4 separate regions of the Homo sapiens genome follow, and regions 1, 2 and 4 are each linked to region 3. A link is a contact called in ENCODE Hi-C or POLR2A ChIA-PET data. All regions are on one chromosome and are shown on one strand. The core of a region is the stretch at or near the end of the contact, and the rest is flanking DNA. Distances in the headings are between cores, read along the strand shown.

The links. A loop is a pair of places that touch in the nucleus more often than their neighbours do. ChIA-PET counts read pairs that join two places held with the same protein, here RNA polymerase II (POLR2A). Pooled maps may share reads with other maps.
Region 1: a loop to region 3 is called in a map of B cell, with 22 times the contacts of the local background. The contact joins the promoter of SHPRH here to the promoter of CITED2 in region 3. A Hi-C loop is called at or near these places in 3 of 168 maps with a recorded cell type or tissue (B cell, CD4-positive, alpha-beta memory T cell and naive thymus-derived CD4-positive, alpha-beta T cell) and 5 of 50 pooled maps.
Region 2: a loop to region 3 is called in a map of B cell, with 12 times the contacts of the local background. The contact joins the promoter of EPM2A here to the promoter of CITED2 in region 3. A Hi-C loop is called at or near these places in 2 of 168 maps with a recorded cell type or tissue (B cell and naive thymus-derived CD4-positive, alpha-beta T cell) and 10 of 50 pooled maps. POLR2A ChIA-PET finds 5 or more read pairs at or near these places in 1 of 52 experiments (CD4-positive, alpha-beta T cell).
Region 4: a loop to region 3 is called in a map of CD8-positive, alpha-beta T cell, with 11 times the contacts of the local background. The contact joins the promoter of TBPL1 here to the promoter of CITED2 in region 3. A Hi-C loop is called at or near these places in 2 of 168 maps with a recorded cell type or tissue (CD4-positive, alpha-beta T cell and CD8-positive, alpha-beta T cell), 1 of 37 single-sample maps with no recorded cell type and 7 of 50 pooled maps.

What each region holds. Positions count from the first base shown.
Region 1 is chr6:145,962,469-145,965,729 of GRCh38, forward strand. It overlaps SHPRH (SNF2 histone linker PHD RING helicase), which reads right to left and starts at 1,890. Exons shown (of 30, transcript NM_001042683.3): 1 at 1,263-1,890. RefSeq lists enhancers at 1,407-1,536, 1,647-1,866, 1,778-2,765, 2,317-2,366.
Region 2 is chr6:145,734,205-145,737,670 of GRCh38, forward strand. EPM2A (EPM2A glucan phosphatase, laforin) reads right to left here and starts at 1,316. Exons shown (of 4, transcript NM_005670.4): 1 at 994-1,316. The coding sequence starts at 1,294. It overlaps EPM2A-DT (EPM2A divergent transcript), which reads left to right and starts at 665. Exons shown (of 3, transcript NR_038246.1): 1 at 665-716. RefSeq lists a silencer at 791-1,380 and enhancers at 1,541-1,600, 1,611-1,660, 1,681-1,730.
Region 3 is chr6:139,372,872-139,376,239 of GRCh38, forward strand. It overlaps CITED2 (Cbp/p300 interacting transactivator with Glu/Asp rich carboxy-terminal domain 2), which reads right to left and starts at 1,777. Exons shown (of 2, transcript NM_006079.5): 1 at 1,542-1,777; 2 at 1-1,081. The coding sequence starts at 1,073. The coding sequence ends at 261. RefSeq lists silencers at 486-585, 1,156-1,305, 1,766-2,145, 2,316-2,625 and enhancers at 876-935, 1,446-1,615.
Region 4 is chr6:133,951,700-133,954,786 of GRCh38, forward strand. It overlaps TBPL1 (TATA-box binding protein like 1), which reads left to right and starts at 1,525. Exons shown (of 7, transcript NM_004865.4): 1 at 1,525-1,726. LOC128092253 (umcharacterized LOC128092253) reads left to right here and starts at 1,605. Exons shown (of 2, transcript NM_001414965.1): 1 at 1,605-1,726. The coding sequence starts at 1,605. RefSeq lists a silencer at 523-632.

The DNA.
Region 1 (3,261 bases), core at 640-3,139, 6.6 Mb after region 3:
TCTGAGAAAAATGAAATACTAGAACGAGGCAGGGAAAACTGCCTGAACTGTATCTTTAACAGAAAACAAGGATGGAATGCTAGAAAAATAAACATAAAATGTTACATTACTAAGACAATCCAACAAATGAATAACACAACTTAAATTCACATTTTTTCCCTCCAAAATATTATTTCCTCTTTAAAAGATACACACAAATCTTGAATTACAACAAATCCATGGTAGATCTGGGTTTAGGCTATTAAGGGCAAAAAGGATTACATACTTGCCATATTCCTGTCCAAAATGTTGTGTTATGGAAATGAAGCCCACTCATTACTAAGTACTAGGAAGCTCTTAATGACCCAGGGTTAACATAATCTTTTCCTTTTCTGTAGAAATAATTCCAGCAAGGTGAGAGTATTTTCTTCTACTGAATGCTAAAATATGCTAGTTACATAAACTTTAAAAATGCCCTCATAAGAAGCTTTTTCACCAGCAAATTGTTTCCCCTAAATCTTACTGGCCTAAACTCTTAATAATAAAAGTTTTGTTTTAATAATTCTGTAAGTCCAGCTCCTTTCGGGTGGACAAAGAGGATATACAAGAGCATCTCTCAAAAGTAAACTATTTTATTCTCAATTGCCAGCTTACTGGTTAACTGGTCCTTTAAAGCTCTAGAAAGTGCAGGTTATCGAGCACAGACATAATCATTACAATACTGCTCAGGACTGCTCTGTCTCCAGCATGTTTACTAATCATAAACTAAATAGTCTTTTTTGTGACAGTAGAGATATCATGGATCGTTTCTATTCAAGAGTTTCATCATTCCTACTAATGCCCACTGGAATAATTTAAAGTAACAGTAATAACTTTATCTTATTTTGTTCAGAAAAAGCCCCAAGTTCCTTAAGTTCCTTAAGTACAAGTTGGAAGGCATCAAACATCTCGGATTTCTACCTCGTGCTAATGTCAAACTACTTGGAAAAAGGGCACAAGCTTCCTGGTCATTATTTAACTGATCATTATACAGTGACTATTAATCATCAAATAACACCCTATCTTCGTTCATAAACATAGCAACTACCAGTCAAACTGTACAATGTCAAAGAGTGGTTCTGAATTCGAATGTAATTAATCTGGCTCCAAAGGTAACGGAGAACTTTGAGTGGGACTGAGAAACCTCTGCCTCCCCTTTTACTAATACAATGCCGCGCACAAAGAAGGGAGGCGGCGACCCAGTTCCAGCCTCCGGGGGTAGATCTGCGGCGCACGGTACCCACTCAGTTATCTTCCGAAAGACCCACAAGCGGCTCCCGGAGTCTGAGCGGGGCTGTCAGCGCCGGATCGCTCCCAGCAGGCCGAGCAAACAAGCGACCGCGAGGCCAAGGAGCGTGACGACGGACTCCCGGATCCTAGTGTGTTGGACGCTCGAGACAAACACCGCAGGCCCCAGTGCATGAGGAGAAGCACAGCCTCCTTTCCCACGACCCCACTTTATCCCCGGAGGGACGTGGTGGTCCGAAGTTCGCTAGTCCGGGATCGGGAAGAGGTGGGGAAGACTCGCGCAGCGGCTCCCTCTCAGCCCTTGAGCTTCCCGGGCTCCAGGACAACCAGCGTCCTCCCTCCCTGGTCCCGGAGGCCAAAGACCACCTCCCTCCCTCCCTCCCGACCTCTGACCCCTGACCTTCCATCACCCAAGCGCCTACCCAAGCTGGTTCTCCGAGCCTCTTGAGTCTGTTTGCACCAGGCCTGCGCTCCTCTACAGACCCAGCAGATCACGGGCACGCATTCGCCACCCACCGAACATGGGCTTGAGGTGGGCACGAGCGCTTTTTGCCGGAACGTGTAGGGGTCCCCCGGGAGACCCAGAAACCACAGCGCCTAGCTGCCGGGCGCGCGCTGTAGCGTGGGGTCAAGGCGAACGCGCTCGTCAGAGCACCCCGCCCCCTTTCTCCTGCGCTGGCTTCATGAGTCTCTTCTGCGCAAGTTCACACTGTTAAAAACTTGCTGAGGATACAGTGGAGTCTCGCGATAGCTCTGCCCCACGCCATTAGAGAACACAGGATGGCCGAATGCCCGAAGTAGGGGGCGGGGCTCCCCTTGAAGCGAAGGGCGTGTGTGATTTGTATCTCTAATAAAAAGGCAGGGGCCAGGAGCGGTGGCTCACGCCTGTAATCCCACCACTTTGGGAGGCCGAGGCGGGCGGATTTCCTGAGGTCAGGAGTTGGAGAACAGCCTGGCCAAGATAGCGAAACCCCGTCTCTACTAAAAATACAAAAATTAGCCGGGCGTTGTGGTGCGCGCCTGTAGTACCCGCCTGTAGTCCCAGCTGCTCGGGAGGCTGAAGCAGGAGAATGCTTGAACCTGCGAGGCAGAGATTGAGTAAGCCGACATCTCCCCACTGGGTGATAGAATGAGACTCCGTCTCACAAAAGAAAAGCAGAAAAGAATTCTGCAAAAGCATCTATTTTACTGCTATAAAGCAGCCACTAAGTAGGTACGAATAAAGCTTCTCCCCCTCAAAAACAGACTTTAAAGGGAAATGTGAATAAATATTCAAAGATGAGAGAAACTATTAAATACATGTGTTGCGCTGAAGCTGGCCTTCCACTATTGGTCTTTTTTCCTCTCACCTCTTCCTCATAGAAGTGACCTTAATGTTGGAATAACTCTGAGAGGCTTCAGGGTCAGGAGCCTGTGAAATAACCCTCAGGAAACACTGGGGACTCAGTACTTAGTTAGTGAGTACCTAATAGCAGCTTTTCTGCTGTGGAGGCCTTTTGGGTTGTGTGACCACAGAAGCACTTGAACTAAGTTCTTGTCCAAGTGAATATCGGTTGTAGTTGTGTTAGACAGTCCAGGGTAGTCCATATTTTACTTAGTATATTCCTTTATCACAGATACGAAGCTGTTTCCATAAGCAAATCCCCGCCTCCTTTTATTTTGCTTCCCTTTATTGTACTTTGCAGATAATATGTTTTCCTATAAATTGAAGTTTTTTGGCAACCTTACTCAAGCAAGTCTGTCAGCATCATTTTTCAAGCAGCATGTGTTCACTTGCTGTTCATCTGTTATGGTGATCTATGATTAGTTATCTTTGATGTTACTATTGTAGTTTTTTGGGAGCATTACAAACTCTGCTCATAGAAGATGCTAAACTTAATAAATGTTGTGTGTGTTCTGAAAGCTTCACTATTGGCGCCTGTCTCTCTTCCTCTCTTCAGGCCTCCCTATTCTTTGAGACACAACAATATTGAAATTAGGCCAATTAATAACCCT
Region 2 (3,466 bases), core at 66-2,565, 6.4 Mb after region 3:
CACATTGGTAGATGCAGAATAATTTGTTGCCATTTAAAATATACATCTACATGTAAAATACATATCTACGTGTAGTGACAGTGAAAGATGTCCCTAACATATTGTTAGGCAAGAAAAGCAAAAATTCAGAATTACTATACAATTTTTGTAAAAAAAAAAAGTATATGCATATATCACATACATAAATGTGTACAAGCAGTGTGCTTAAGATGTGTGGAGGAAACACTGTAAGTTTTCACTATGTACATTTCTTTATTATTATTTTACAACCAGCATGTATTGTTTTAGTATTTTAAGAAATCAGGTCATGTCTCAATTGTCATATATCTGGGATTAAAAAAGAAAAAAAAATCCAAAAAGGGAAATATTCAACGTTTTTCCATTAGTTCATTCTCAATATCTATGAAAAAAATCTAAGTAGCACATTGCTGTCTAGGATTAGCGAAAACGCTAGTTTCGTTGGTTGGATCGTTTTGGGTTTTTTTTAGTGAATTAGAGCAGGAAAATGAGGACACAAAACCCAACCAAGGCGGAGTTGGGCTGTTGAAGCCATCAGCGGCGCGCGGCCGGGCAGCCAAGGGACCCGCGAAGGGGGGGACTCGGAGGTCGAGGGGCACTCGGAGGGCGAAGGGAGCCCCGGGCGGGAGACGAAGGGCACTGGCCCGTGACGCAGGCGCGGTTGGAAAGAAGCTGAGGACTGGATGTGCGGAAACCAGGTCAGAGGGGCAGGCAACAGAGTGGGCGGGAAGGCGGCCGGGAGCGCTATACGGGTCTAGGGAATCAGTAGGAAGCCGGAGGCGCGGCTGGCGGCGACAGCGTGGCCGGCAGAGCAGGGTCAGCCCAGGTCGCCCGGGGAGTGCGCAGGGACGCGGGCAAAAAGCCCGGGACGCGCGCCGCCGGGGCCTGCGGGGCCTGCCCGAGGCCGAGGCCCCGGTTGGGGGTGCGGGCCGGAGCTCCCGCTCTGCGCCGGGGGCAGGCGTCTGCTGGCAATACCTTCCCAGGAGAGCTCTCCTCCCGGCTCCCGCTTCAGGAACTTGTACCAGAACGTGTCCACGCGGCCCGGCTCCGCCCCGTCCTGCGCCGCCTCCTCGGCCGCCAGCTCCACCTCCCCGAGCCACAGGCCCGGCTCCTGCAGGGCCAGGGCCCCGTCGCCCGCCGCGGTGCCGGCCGGCCTCAGGCGGACGGCACCGCGCGGCTCCCAACGCCCCAGCTCGGGCCGCGACCCCACCACCAGCAGCTCCGGCCGGGCGCCGGCCACGGCGGGTGGCACCACCACCCCAAAGCGGAAGCGCATGGCGGGCGGCGGCGGCGCGAATACCCGGGCCCGGAGTCCCCGCGGCCGGCAGGCGCGGCCCGAGCACTAGGCGGCCGCAGCGATTGGGCGGTGGTGTGGGAGCCCCGGGCACCGGGGAGAACACGTGCTGTTCTGCGCCTTCTTTGGGATGCATCACGCGGCTCCCGAGCCCAGACTTCGTCCAGGCCGGCGGGAAGGGGTCAGCGGAGCCGCTAGCTGCCTCTTTGTGCCCCGCAACCCCGCGGGCGGTTGATTTCCACCTGTGGGCGCTGGGGACACGCGACCGGAAGAAATGGAAGAGAAAACGGGGTTCGGGGAGGGAGGAAAACTTCTAAGCCAGGCGATCGTCCAGTTCTCTCTCCAAGAGACTGGAAATTAACTTTATGAGGATCATAAGGAAGGGAATGACCTCTAGACAGCCGCCTTCTAATTGTGAAACGGGGGAAGATCTTGGACCTGGTCTCTGGAGCGCTCCCTATCTTAACCAAGTCACTTACTCTAGCAGGTCTCAGGTTCTTTGTCTGTAAAATGAGGGTGTAAAATAATGATCTTTCTAGACCCTACGAGCTCTGAAGGATCTCTGATTGGTGGAGATCACCCAAGACCCGGAGCTGATGCAAAACATTACCTACCATTCCCTTGTCTGAAAAGCCACATCAACTTTCTTTTTTCAAAAACTATATTTTTAGTATGTGTAAAGTAAGTTTGGAGTAAATACTTTCAAGTCCTTTTCAAGGTCAAAACAAAAACTAATTCTGTGACTACAAATGTATGCTTTTTTTTTTTTTTTTGAGACAGAGTCTCGCTCTGTCCAAATGTATGCATTTTTAATGGAGTAAATTAAAAAAAAAAACCTTTGTTTAAAATTTACTTTCAGCAAAAGTCAGCATTATTTTTTCAACTTAAAACCTTTTTGGGTTTTAAGTTGAAACAGGTTTTTTAGCTGTCTGGCCCAAATCCAAAATACGTATATCTTGGTGGGGAACTTCAATTTGTCTCTGCCATAAGACAAACGAATGTCCTGATACTTTTTGATTCTTTAACAAAATTATCCTTGTATTCTTAGGTTTATATATTCACTAACATTTAACATAACACAAATCTGTTACGTGAATTAAAGACACACAAAGGCATTTTTACCAGTGTTTGGAAGTTTGTGAATAGTAAAGGGGAACAGGCCAAAATTTCATGCGTTGAGGATATAAGTAAAACAGAAAGTGCAAAAATGTAAACTACACAAACTCAATCTCTTGTGGAACAATTAGAAAACTAATAATACATTTTACTCTTGAATGTTGATATTCCACTCGAAGTTTGGTTGGTTGCTAAGCTTAAGGATAAACACTATGAAAAATGTGAAGACAGAAGGGCTGGCCAAACACAGCTGATTCGGCAGCAAATCACACATTAAATCACAGTGGCATGTGAGTCGGTTTATTCAAATTGCTGTTAAAAGATATTCTTAGAGTAAGTTTAGGAAAATAAGAGTCATTTGGCGATGCAGAGAGGATTTTGTCTACAGTGGAATCCAGACTCCGGTGAAAGTTCTCATTCCTTCAGGACCTGGGAGCTAACAGCTCCGGACTTTCTTGTGCTCCACTGTGCTGCCTATGTTGTGTGCTTCCCAAATGGCATTATTCCCACCAGCTCTTCCAGAGTGAGTTCTGCCCATTCTGTAGAAGAAACAGTAGCGGAAAAATTAAACAATATCTTTGCTCAACGGACATTGTTTCCTTTACTCTTCTTTCATCATAAAGAGGTTGAAATAATTTTAACCATTGGAAGAAGTAACCCTCTTAAGCCCCTAAACAAAATTTGTAATAGCTTATTTTATGGCAAGGATTTAAATAAGGTATAAATTGGATAGCTGCACTGTGTAGTAAGTAAAATGCAACTGGAAAGGAGAACAAGACCAAAATAGGGCTTAAGGGACATATATCAAGGCCTTGATCATATTTTGACGGTCAGTCATTTGGATGTATAAGTATTAACCATGATAATATCCATTGAGCCTATATTATGGGCCAGGCACATGGTTTTCGTACTCATATTATCTTATTTAAGTCTCTCACCAATCCTATAAGGTAACTACAATTGTTACCCCCATTTTTAGATGTGAGGATACTTCAGCACAAAAGGGTCCAATGAACAGCCCACAGCAAGGAAGGGGCA
Region 3 (3,368 bases), core at 527-3,026:
GACCAAGTTAGCTAGATATTTCAACTACATAAGGGAGGTGGGTGAATGTCAAGGCTACAAAAACGAAACAAAAACAGGAAAAAAAAGTGGCAGCAATTTTTTTTAAAACCAATTTGTACAAGTTTATAGTTTACTTTGTTTCCAAGTTCTCAAACCTTTCAAGATCTGAAAAGTGAGATACTGTGTCTAAGGGAATGTTTCTTTTAATTCACGCCGAAGAAGTTGGGGGTTTGATTTCTTTCGCCGGGGTTTCGATCGAGTCAACAGCTCACTCTGCTGGGCTGCTGTTTGCACACGAAGTCCGTCATAAAATCAAACTCGTTTTGCCCCAGCCAGAGTTCGGGCAGCTCCTTGATGCGGTCCAAACCCATTTCTATCACCAAGGACATAAGAACTTCCTCGTCGATGAAATCAGTGTCTATGACATTGGGCGGCAGCATTGCAGCGGGGACGTGGGCCACGGAGGCGGGCATGTTGCCGCTGCCGCTGCCGCCGCCGCTGTTGCTGCTGCCCGCGCCGCCGCCCGAGCTGCTGCCAGAGCCGCCGGGGGTGCTGCTGCCGCCCGAGCCGCCGGGGGTGCTGCTGCCGCCGCTGTGCTTGGGGTTGCAATCTCGGAAGTGCTGGTTTGTCCCGTTCATCTGGTGGCCTGCAGCAGGGTGCAAATCCGGCATGTAGTGGTTGTGGGGGTAGGGGTGATGGTTGAAATACTGGTTGTTGAGCTTCTGCAGCTGCATGCTGGCCGGCAGGGAGCCTCCCTGGCTGGCCACCGGGGGACCCATGAACTGGGAGTTGTTAAACCTGGCCGCGGGGGCCAGCGCGCTCGGGGGGTGCCCTCCGTTCACAGTCCCCGGCCCCATCGCATGCCTGATGCCGCTCGTGGCATTCATGTTGCCCGCGCCGTAGTGTATGTGCTCGCCCATTAGGGCGTTGAAGGCGTGCTGGGGCTGCTGCTGCTGGTGGTGATGGGGGCTCGGGAACTGCCCCATGCCCATGCGGTGGGCAGGGTGATGGTGCAGCCCATTGGTGCCGTCGGGGAAGCGCCCGTGGTTCATGGCCATCATATGGTCTGCCATTTCCAGTCCTGGAAGTGAAAAGGGCAGATAATGAGACCCGCGCCACACGTGTCGCCCACCACAGCGCACCCCACTTTTGCTCGCCTCTGCCCCCCAGGATTCCCGGGCGCACGTCGGCTGCGAACCACCACCCCCAAGATCCCACTAACAGCCTGTGCACCCGGGCTAGCCACCACGGAAGAGCTACCACTCATAACACAGCCGGACGCTGCACAAACAGCCCCTTCCCCTGCGATCGGGCGGGGGGACCCGAGCCCACACCCCCTTTGCTCCCCGAAGTGGCCTAATAAAGGAAGTGCCCCGTAGCCCTGCTGCGAACTTCAGGCATTAAATCAGCCCTCCTCATCCTGTTGTTGCACATCCTGTTGTTATTCCCCAGCTTCGCCTCACGCTCTTCCTCCGGGCAAACCCTGCCCTCGGAGGACTGGGCTGGCAAGAGCCCCAGCCAGCTTCGCCCGTCGCGCTTACCTTCCGTTTTTGCGATTTCTGCTCCGAAGACCGAGGGCGGGCTCGTCGCGTCCAGGACCGGCTCAGCAGCACATAGAGGGGACCTTCCTGGCGTGCAAAGCGCTTCGCTGTCGCGATGTCGGCGCCGAGGTCTCGCAGCGGCCGCTGGGGCAGATTCGGAGCCGTTCCCTTTTATTTCCCCTCCGTTGCCCTCACAGCTCGGCAGGACCGCCCGGCAGCTGCCAACAATGAGCTGTGTTTCTTAGGGCTTTGGCCACAGTTAATATAGGCATTTCGGAAAGGCGGAGCGAGAGCCTCCAGGGCGGGCGGCGCCAAGACGCGGATTCCGGAACACCGCGAACACCCTGGACCGGGTCCCGGAGCCGCGTCCCCGCCGCCCGCGGCACGTGCTGCAGAGGCTGCGGGGCCCGGGGGCCGCCCAGTCGCCCCGTCGCCCCCCGACTCTGGTTTCTTCCCGGCCCAGAAACGCGAGGTTGGCTCAGCCACCCCCGAGGCAGGGGGAAAATCCTCCCCTGCCGCCCCGCCCGAAGGTAGAGCCTGCCGGGATAGCCACGAGGAGAGCTCACCGCCCCCCTCAGGCTGGATCTACCCCACCCCCAGCTTTCTCACTCGGTTCACCTAGCGATCTGCCCCGCTCTCTACGGGAAAAGGGGACTCGCCCAGCGCCCCCCGCCCTCCAGAGTGCCCTTGTGCCTCCCCGGTTTTGCAAAAGCTTCCACAGGCAGCGAAGAATGGCTGTGCTTCCTCGAGTTGGGTTTTAAAGACCCGGACAAATAATGCGCCCTTTCCTGAGCGCGCCTTCCTAGGCTGTGCCTTTGTGTTTTCATACGGGCAGTGGGTAGACCTACTCTAGATCACCGCTTGTAGATGCATTTTTTTCCTCCACTCCTTTCAAGGACAGGAGCTGGGGGCGGGGAGGGGCAGCCGCTGCAGGTGGACGGAGCGCGCTCGAGGGCCCGGCCACCCCCGCTCCCGCGCCCTGGAATTCCAGTCCGCGCTTTCGGGCCCGCCTGCCGCTCCCGGGGTACGTGTGCTTCTGCTAAGTTTGCGTTTGCAGCTCTTGGTAGCTTTGGCATCCGAGCTGAGGCGTCTCTGCTCTGTAAACAAACTCAGCGATCCTCGTCCCCAGATCCACCTTTTTGCACATACACAGTTACTTGCTTCTGCTGTTGCCCTGGATCCGGGAGGTGGGGGTGTGTACAAACTTGCAGAGCCTCCCTCCGGGCTCTGCCTGACGGTTTGGGGTTGATTTAGAAGCAAACGGGTTTGTAATTAAGAAATTTGAGGGCTGAGTAAGGCTGCTCTTGCTGGAAAAGGAAAACAAATAGATAACGTGGTAATCGCTTTGTAAATAAAGTCGTTCTGGAGGTGGGCACGTAGCTGCACGTCCCGTATGGCACCACGCGCACACACACGGCTGGGACTCTTCCTTTTCAGTGAAATTGTTCAGTGGGGCAATGGGCGATAATAATAACCTTGCTTCCACAACGCGGCACAACGAGCCTGGTCGCCCGTTTGGTTCATTGACTTGCAAATAAAACCCCTAACACAGGTCTGGGCTACTACCAAGTCGGAGCTCTCTGGCTTTCTCACATGGGGAAGCCGAGTTGTTTCCCCAACACCATGATGGGGCTGTTCTGAGCTTTTACATTGCTCTTTATGTGGTAAAATCGAGTTTAGCGCTCCGAATAAGGACTTCTGGGCAGTTGTTTCTTCATAACTCGATAGCCATTGAAGACTTCCTGCTGCGAAGAGCGAGTCCGCCTCCCCGCCCCCCCCTCGTCTTTTTCCCCCTTCTTGCACACAAGACTTTTAAAGGCCCTGTTT
Region 4 (3,087 bases), core at 275-2,774, 5.4 Mb before region 3:
CTATAATCACTATCCCTTGAAAAATAAATTAGTACAGAAATGAAAACAAACTCCATCATTCTACGGAGCTTTCAAATGCTCGAATATGTTTCTGAACACTCAGAGGGGAAAGCAAAAAATCAAGAGGCATCCTTGGAGATCTCGTAAATAATAAAATACCTAAATGGTTGCCTACTGTCAAAACCCCAAGAATTCAGCCCACGTCTTCTCTTTTAAAAAGGCAGTGGCATTTTCATTTTTTTCATCTGATTCCCACCAATCAGAGGCCAGGTACCCATGAACCCGGCTCGGCGTGGTCTTTTAATAATTAAATCAGGGCTGCCATTGACCTCAACTAACGCCAGGGGCTTCTGACTGCAGCCGAGCTCTGGTGGAAAGGCCGATGCCGGCCTGAGAGTGGGAAACGTGGGGCCGGGAGCCGGGGGCTTCCGCGCGGCGTGGCGTGGCGTGGCGTGGCGTGGCGCCCTCAGGGCCGTTACGCGATTTTCGCTCCCGCGGGCAGCGCCTCTCAGGCCACTCCCGAGGGACCCCGAGGACGCACTCGGGCCCCAGGGCGACGGTTCAAACGGGCCATTGTGCGCCCCCGGGGTCCCCCGGCCCCTGCAGGGCTACTTGGGCGCAGAGCCGCGGAGGGTCTCCGTTCCTAGAGGTCCTCCTATCCCGGGCTGCCTGAGTCCTCGCCAGCATCCGCCCTCTCCCACTCCCATCCTTCCTGGATCCGCCTCTCGGTTCCCGAGGGACAGTCCCGACCGCAAACCCACGTAGAGTAAGGAATGTGGGACAGGCGACAGAAGTGGCATACGGTCCTGCGTTATCCCTCCGTCTCGCCACACCTTGTGTCTCCATCTCTCCCCACTTCCTTCCCTCCGTCTGTCATCTGTCATCCCCGGTCGCTCTAAGACCAGGATTCCAATTCGCCTAGTGAGGAATCTCACTAGGGGAATTTATCGCGACATCATAAATTAACGGGTTCATTTTGACTGAAAAAGCGAAGGACTTTTTTCAGGCAGAAAACAAGTCTCGTCTGGACGGTAAGGACTAGCTTTAGCAATTATATAATGGGGGGTGGGGAGGACCTTTTGTATAAATTTAATGAGCTGATGAGAAAGTTCTACGGTTTTGACAAAAAAGTCCACCTAAATATTCGACTGTATGCCAGAAATTACTACACGTTTAGATATCAACTAAAAATATACAAAGGATACACGGTGTTTTCAGAACCCTTTCAAGCGGTTCTTAAACAAAAAAGTCTAGTCCGATGCCCATTAGCGCCGCCCCCATCCCACCTCTTACCTCCCACCGAGCCCAGCGGGTGGGCAGGAGGGGCCTGATTTGGGGACCAGGAAGGAGGAAGGAAGGGTGGGGGCGGGGGACGGGGAAAGTGACGGGAGCAGTGAGAGCCGGAAATGAGTGGCTAGCGAGGCACCCAGGAGCGCCCTGTCCGGCGGCGCTCTAGCCCTCGCGCACTGTCTCTATGCTCCCCAGCGTCTAGTCTATTTATTGTCGCGGGGAAGCTGCGGCCGCCTCGCACCCGGAACAACAAAGCAAGGAAGACGGAGTCCGAGCCTCGGGGGCTCCTAGCAACGGGCCGGGGCGGGAGTTCCATGGAGACTGGGGAGCGCGCCCGTCTCATCCTCATCCTTGTCCTCCAGCTTCTCCTTCGCATCCGACGCAACCGGCAGCAGCGCTGCCGCCGCGTCCTCAGCCACCGCTCCCTCTTCCCACGGTAACCCCCTAGGCGACCCTGGGCACAGGGAGCGCGGGCGGCTGAGCGGCCTGAGCACCGGGTGCGGGGCGTCTGGGCGCGGGGTGGGCATGTGCGGAGCCCGGGCCAGACTTGGGGTGGGATGTGTGGGGGCGGGCGACTGGAGGGCAGCCGCTGAGGTGGGGGAAACCGGTCCGGTGGCCGAGGGAGGGCTCAGTTCTGAAGAGGACCGGGCGATATTTGGGGATCTCTTTAGGGATAACGGGTTGGGGGTGGGGCGTCCGTACCTGGGAGCGTTACCGAGCCTGGTGTAGGATAAGAAAAGAAGGGTTATCTTTCGTTTAAGCCACCACTGGGAAAGACGGGGAAAAGAGATTCCTCATCTGTCTCGGAGCCATCACCCAGGGGAAGAGGGACCGTGCAAAGATGCTAGGGGTCCGTTGCTTCTCAGAAAACTTACAGCGGCTTCTCTAATAGCTCCCAAAAAGCGGCTTCGTCGGTTTCTGATTCTGGCAATGCCGGCAGCCTCGCTTTATTTTATTATTATTTTTGACCAAAATTAGGATTGATGGAGAAGGATCTAGAACTGAAGAAGAGAAAATGAATTGTGGGTAGGGCTAAGCAGGGATGAGAGTCGGGATAAGTGATAAAAATAGCCAATAAAAGCCCTAAAAGTAAATCTAATAGGGCATGAGGGCTTAAAAAGAAAATCTCTCCTGCCGAGATGTGCATCTGCAGGCTCTGTCAATGTGCTCATTGCAATAAGACTCAAACTGCAGTCAATCCACATCTGTGAGCTCTCTGACTGCATCTGTCACCTGCAGTTCCAAAGCGACACTGGCAGTAAGTGCATGAGCTTCTGTATTTAGGGTTTAGAACAGTGCCTTAAAACTGTGACTTAAGAAAAGGGAGCAGGTTTGCGTGTGTGTGTGTAAGCAATGTGGATTCTCTGGGAAAATATAAAAAGAGACATAAGAAGGTTCAGCCATCCTGGCATAATTTCGCAGTCTCTTTGAGAAAATGGCAGTTCCTTCCTATTGAGAAGTGACTGTTAGCACTATCTGGTTGAAAGGATTATTCACAGTTTGGTATGCCCAGTGAAATATCAGTTTATGTTACCTCTTTAGTCTTACATCACAAGCTGCTTAATGGTTTTATACTTTACAAAATCATTTTGGGTGAGTAAATGAGGTTTTCCTGTAGCACAATGAAAAGGCCACATATACATACAAAGTTCTTTATGTAAAGTTGAAGATTAAAGATGAAAATAAAATTGATAAATCATAGGAGCAATTAGGTCAACCACAGCTTCTGTTTGTTCCCCACCCCTTTTGTTAAACCTGACTTCTCCTAAGCAAAAAGGTGTCATCCTTTCCCCAGCC